2 separate regions of the Homo sapiens genome follow, and region 1 is linked to region 2. A link is a loop called in an ENCODE intact Hi-C map of the cell type or tissue named here. Cell type or tissue: PC-3. All regions are shown on one strand. Links, peaks and the distances in the headings refer to the core of each region. The heading gives the core; the rest is flanking DNA.

Region 1 (2,920 bases), core at 174-2,673, 96 kb after region 2:
GTTTCACTTGTCTTTGTGTTTCCCTAGAGACTCCATAAATATCTTCTGAGCCCTGCAGTTCTTCTCATAATCCATCATTATTATACAGGAGACCTACTGATGTGGTGGTAAAGCATGGAAGAAGAGAACCATTCTGTAATTTTATAATGAAGTCTTAGTTTTATAGTGAGGCTGTGCCCTGCACTGTGACTTTCACAAGTGCTTCTCAGCTTTTCCTCATCCCTTAGGTGAGAAGGGAAGGCTAAAGGGGGCTGGAGTTGGGTATTTCCCTTTCCGTAGATTAGGCTCTGGCAAAACAATCTCCTTTGAGGGCAGGCTTTTATTAAGGAGAACAGAGAGCTTTGGGTGTATTTAAAAATGGTTACTCTCCCTGCCAGAAAGACTGGGATTTTTTTCTCCAATCTTCACCAAAAGAACATGGTGGTGCTCTTGGAGGTAAAACAAAAAACATGTGGGCCCTCCCAGAGCTGGGCCCCCAGAGTTTGTAACTCTCAAGTTTATCCACATTGAGCCTATAGCAATTTGTCAATTATAGTTTAAATGTTCTTACCAGCACCGGCTCCAGCCTCTGGCTTCTGCTCCTCAGCTTCAGCTCCTGTAAACTATGATTCTTAGTATCTGACTCTCTCTCCAGTGTTTGCAGCAGCGGTCTGCTCTCAATTATCTGATGCCTCTAAGAAGAGTTGTTGATTTTCAGTTTGTTCAGTTTTTGTCTTTTTGTGAGAAGATGAGTGATGACTTCCAAGCTCTTTACATGTCAGACTGGAAAATCATAATGACAGATATGTACCTAAATATAGTGAGGAGACAGTAGACCTTACATAGTCTACCCACATCCAGGGAGTAGAGTCCAGTTTTAGCTATCATATCCAGAGAATGGTGAAAAGAAAGTAAAGCCGTGCACAAATAAAAATGATTTAAAAATCTGAAAATCAGTCTGAATCAGTAATAATGCCAATACAATTTTGCTACTCAGGAAATTTATCTTCTGTCCTAACGTCACTACTTTGCAAATGCAAATATACAAAATATACAGATAACATTAACAATTTATTTTTTGTTACTTGACTGTAAGTTGCAAAGTAGTATCTAATGAGATGCCAGGAATTCTGCCATAGAAACAAAAATATTCAGTACTTTCCAGCTACTGTTCATAGAACTTCAGTAAGTATATTCTTTCTCATAGATAATGATGCTGGTATAATTTGGTAAAGTAATAGTACTATGATTCACCTGCCGGTCCCTTAATGTCTCAGAAAATAGCAAGAAATACATATTATCCTTGAGCAAAGATGACTCAAAGTCAATAAAAATTTCCCACAAAGAAAACATCAAACCCAGACAACTTTATAGAGTAGTTCTACCACAATTTCAAGGAAAAAATAATAATTTTAGTTTTTTTATAAAGCTCTTACAGAAAATAGAGAAAGAAGGAACACATCTATCTCATTTTATGAGTTCAGCATTTTTAGGCCCAAACCTGACTACAACTGTCACATAAAGAAAAAGGATACAACAACCACACTTTCAAACAAAAATGTAAAATATTAGTAATTAAATAAAATATTAACAATCTGTATGTAACAATACATAAAAAGTTAGTACATCATGAGTAAGGTGAATTTATCCCAGGTATGCAATGTTAGTTTGATAATAGAAAATCAATTAATGGCATGTGTTACATTATTAAAGAGAGAAAGGTAGATGATTATCTTAATAGATGCTGAAAAGGCATTTTTAAAAGTTCAATATATATATATATAGATAATTTTTAAAAAATGTTTTAGCATATTAGGAATAGAAGGAAACCACTAATTTTATAAAAGGCAAGTAAAAACAAATAAATAAAAAAATTAGAACAAACACCAATCCTAACTGTAATGTTGAAGGCATTTCCTTTAAGATTAGGAGAAAGATAAGGATACCTGTTACCATCACTTCTCTTCAACCGTTGACTATAGAATCTATAGTTCAATCAAATAAGAAAAAAATAAAAGCAATAAGAAAAAAAAGAAGAATCAAAACTCTCATTTTTTGCAGGTGATATAATTTTATATATAAGTAGAAAATTTAAAAGAAGCTACAGAAAAACTAAGAAATTTAATAAAAAAGTTTGAAAAGTTTCTTGATAATGAAAATATAGAAAAGTTGGTTGTATTTCTGCATTAGGAACAAGCAGTTATAAACAGTTTAAAAAGAGATATTTTCCAGGGTGCCATGGTTCACATCTTTAATCCCAGCACTTTGGGAGGCCAAAGTGGGTGGATCACCTGAGGTCAGGAGTTCGAGACCAGCCTGACTAATATGCTGAAACTCCATCTCTACTACAAATGCAAAACTTAGCTGGGCATGGTGACTTGCACCTGTAGTCCCAGCTACTTGGGAGGCTGAGACAGGAGAATTGCTTGAACCCGGGAGGCAGAGGTTTCAGTGAGCCAAGATCATGCCACTGCACTCCAGCCTGAGTGACAGAGCAAGACTCCGTTTCAAAAAAATAAATAAATAAAAATAAAAAAGAAAGATATTTTCAGTGGCAAATAAAGATACAAAAATAACTAGGAATAATTCTATTAAAAGGCATACAAACCCCTAACATAGCAAATTATGAAATTTTGATTAAAAATCATCAAGGAGACCTAAACAAATGGAAAGAAATAAACTATTCCTGAATAAAACCTCAATTTTCCCTACATTAAACTACAGATTCAATGAACAGTCCCCCAAAAAGATTAGGCTGGCACAAAAGTAGTTGTTGTTTTGCCATTAAAAGTAATGGCAAAGGCAAAACTCGCAATTACTTTTGCACCAACCTCATACCAAAAAATGTTCTAGAGAGCACTGTGGAGCTGCAGGGCTTGGTCAACATGTGTAGGCAAAGGTGGTGGAAGACATACGCAGTGCATCTGAAGGTGCTGAGTCA
Region 2 (2,920 bases), core at 262-2,761:
CCTACCTTATCTCTGTCACCAGCTCACTCATTGTGGACCTGGCCTCAGCACGCTGACCCCATTGGCACTTGAATCTGTCATTCCCTCTGCCTAGAAAGACTTTTTCCTAAGAAGCTGCATGACTTACTCCCAAATTGAACTGTTTCTCTGCTCAACATTCTCAGTGCCCCCTCACTGCTTTATATTAATATATCCAAGGCACTTATGACTATCTGGCAGAGTGTTTAACGTTAAAGTTTGTTCCTTCATCTCCCCCACCTTCCCTCATGCACAATAAGGCTCCGTAAGGCCAGGGGTTTTGTATGGTTGTTGCTGTGTCTCTAACTCCTCAGAACACTTTACATTCTTTTCAACATACTATGTGGGACCTAAACGAATACTTGTCCCATATGAAAAGAGCTGTGTTCTGATGTCGGAGAAGGCGATTCCCAAGCTCCATTTTCTAACTGCTAAGAGCAGGGCCTGACTAATTTTTATTTTTTTTTGAATCAGTGAATGAGGGAAATGAATAACTGATAATATACATTCATTGTAGAAGGATACCTAAATAATAGATATGTATTTTCTTTCCTTTTTTCCTTATAATTAAATTTCTTAGACAATAAAATGATAGATTTATGTAATGGTTTCATGGTTTTTCATTTATATGTTACGTTATACCTCTTTTCTGTTAAGAATGATTTTTGACATCGAATTACACTGCAGTGTTTTGAAAAGTTTTCCAGTAGGGTTGAAGTGGAGGGCACACCACCACCTCCAGAGAGTGGATGCCCCAAACTCCTTTCGCCCATGAGCCACTCCCCCACTGCCCTCTCATCAAACACTGTCTTCAGTGTCTCTCTTGTGCCTCAATTTCAATTTTGGGGAATTTCACCCAATGTGGGCATTTGAGATTTATTTCTAAAGCACCCACAGTTTCTCAGAAGCAGTGCCTTTTTGAGTCGGGAGGCCATCTGAAGAGGAATCAGATCCTTAGCAGGGTGCCTAAGTTACCCTCAGTCCCCCCAAAGAAAGGAGAAACTCTTGGGATGATGGCTCCCCTAAAGAAGGCAACTTCTCCTGGAGGAAAAGGATATACATGCCTTGGATGACTCCTGCCCGCTCACAGAAGGCTGCTTTTGTTGTGGCTTAAAGTTAGATCTTCTGGTAGAGTTCTAGAATGTGGGCCCTGCCGATGAGTGACAGCCAAAAGCTCACCTTGGAAGAGGCACCAGAGTCACAGCCCCAGCTCTCTCAGGGAAGACGCTGCTCCAGAGCATCTCAGAAGCCACCAGGGAAGACAGTGGCAGATGGGAAGCCGGTGGTGCAGGGCCAAGGGCACAGCTCTGCCTGACGCAGCATTGTCAGCAATAGGTAACATATAACTTATGAGGAGTATCTGAGTACCAGCAGGCACTCTTGGGAGTGAAGGATGGGGGAAGAGAATCTGCCCCAGACTTCATATCCATTGGAAATGCCACATCAGGTGCTGTATCTTGGCATGGATTGTGTTTCCTGTAGGTGTGGGAGTTCTTCTTCTCACAGTCAAGCCCTCCACCTGTCCCTTGTCACACACCCTGTCCTTTTGAATAGAAATTCTCATCCTAGCCCAGCTTCAGGCACGGCCTGGCTTACCCTTGGACCCCAGAGATCTCACCCTTCTGAGGTCTCAACTCTCCTTAAGGAGTTAGGAAATGAAGCTTGGGAATCCACTTCTCGGACATCAGAACACAGTTCCTTTTGCACAGGACAAGTATTTATTTAGGTTCCACTTAGTATATTGAAAAGAATTTGAAGTGTTTTGGTGGTTTGTAGTCCTCTTTCATCATGCTGAATCAAGCCTCAAAAAGGTCAATTTCTGCAGTTGTTAAAACACAGAGGAATTTTTATAGTGTGTGTGTTTGCATAAGTTTATAAGGAGCTTTGTCACAAGGTCTTCTGTTTTAGAGAAACAAGCCATTTTACTCCTTTCATAGTTCACTGCAATTTATTTTATACTAATTTTCGTATTTACCTTTATTTCAATTCATGTTTTAGTCAGCTAGAGAAATTATTCAATTTTTTTTTTCAGAGAAGACACTAAGGTTGCATACTTTCAGAGATTTTCAATGTCTAAGCACATCTACTTATTGCCATTTAAATAATGATTTTTTTTGGTGTATACAATTTGGGTAAAAATAGTCTTTTTGCTTAAATATGTTTATGGCATTTACAGCTCTCAAAGAGAAGTCTGAGGCCAGGTGCGGTGGCTCACGCTTGTAATCCCAGCACTTTGGGAGGCCGAGGCGGGTGGATCACCTGAGGTCAGGAGTTTGAGACCAGCCTGGCCACCATGGTGAAACCCCATCTCTACTAAAAATACAAAAATTAGCCAGGCATGGTGGCATGCGCCTGTAATCCCAGCTACCCAGGAGGCTGAGGCAGGAGAATTGCTGGAACCTGGGAGGCAGAGGCTGCAGTGACCTGAGATTGCGCCACTGCACTTCAGCCTGGGTGATAGAGCAAGACTCCATAAAAAAATAAATAAATAAAAAAAATAAAAAAAAGAGAAGTCTGACACCAAACTAAATTTGGTTTCGTTTCAATAATTTTTTTTCTGCCCATGTTTTTGTAGGTTGTTTCTATTATCCTTGAATTTTATTAACATCTCCAGGTAAGGTGTAGTTTTAGGGGAACTTTGTTTTTGTTTCACTTTGTTTTGTTTTTGTTTTTGTTTTTTGAGACAGAGTCTCACATTGTCACCCAGGCTGGAGTGAAGTGGCACAATCTCGGCTCACTGCAACCTCCACCTCCTGGGTTCAAGTGATTCTCCTGCCTTAGCCTCCCGAGTAGCTGGGACTACAGGTGCACACCACTGCACCCGCCTAATTTATTTATTTATTTATTTTTTGTAGTAGAGAAAGGGTTTCACTGTGTTAGCCAGGATGGTCTCGATCTCCTG

Evidence for each region. Peaks named below come from ENCODE experiments on the same cell type or tissue, not always from the same donor. Only the 100,000 strongest peaks of a DNase experiment are listed, where the experiment ranks them.
Region 1: a loop joins it to region 2, with 5 times the contacts of the local background. A loop is called at or near these places in 1 of 110 quality-filtered maps.

Annotation. Positions count from the first base shown.
Region 1 is chr7:38,024,760-38,027,679 of GRCh38, forward strand. The region is part of intron 2 of LOC105375236 (a long non-coding RNA gene); the gene reads left to right. Among named protein-coding and RNA genes, the nearest start is that of EPDR1, 110 kb to the left of the region's middle. In PC-3, for the core only: no CTCF peak of the experiment used is centred there; a DNase peak (open chromatin) is centred at 1,262.
Region 2 is chr7:37,929,019-37,931,938 of GRCh38, forward strand. The region is part of intron 1 of EPDR1 (ependymin related 1); the gene reads left to right. Among named protein-coding and RNA genes, the nearest start is that of EPDR1, 9.8 kb to the left of the region's middle. In PC-3, for the core only: no CTCF peak of the experiment used is centred there; a DNase peak (open chromatin) is centred at 1,793; H3K4me3 peaks cover 321 bases; H3K27ac peaks cover 1,126 bases.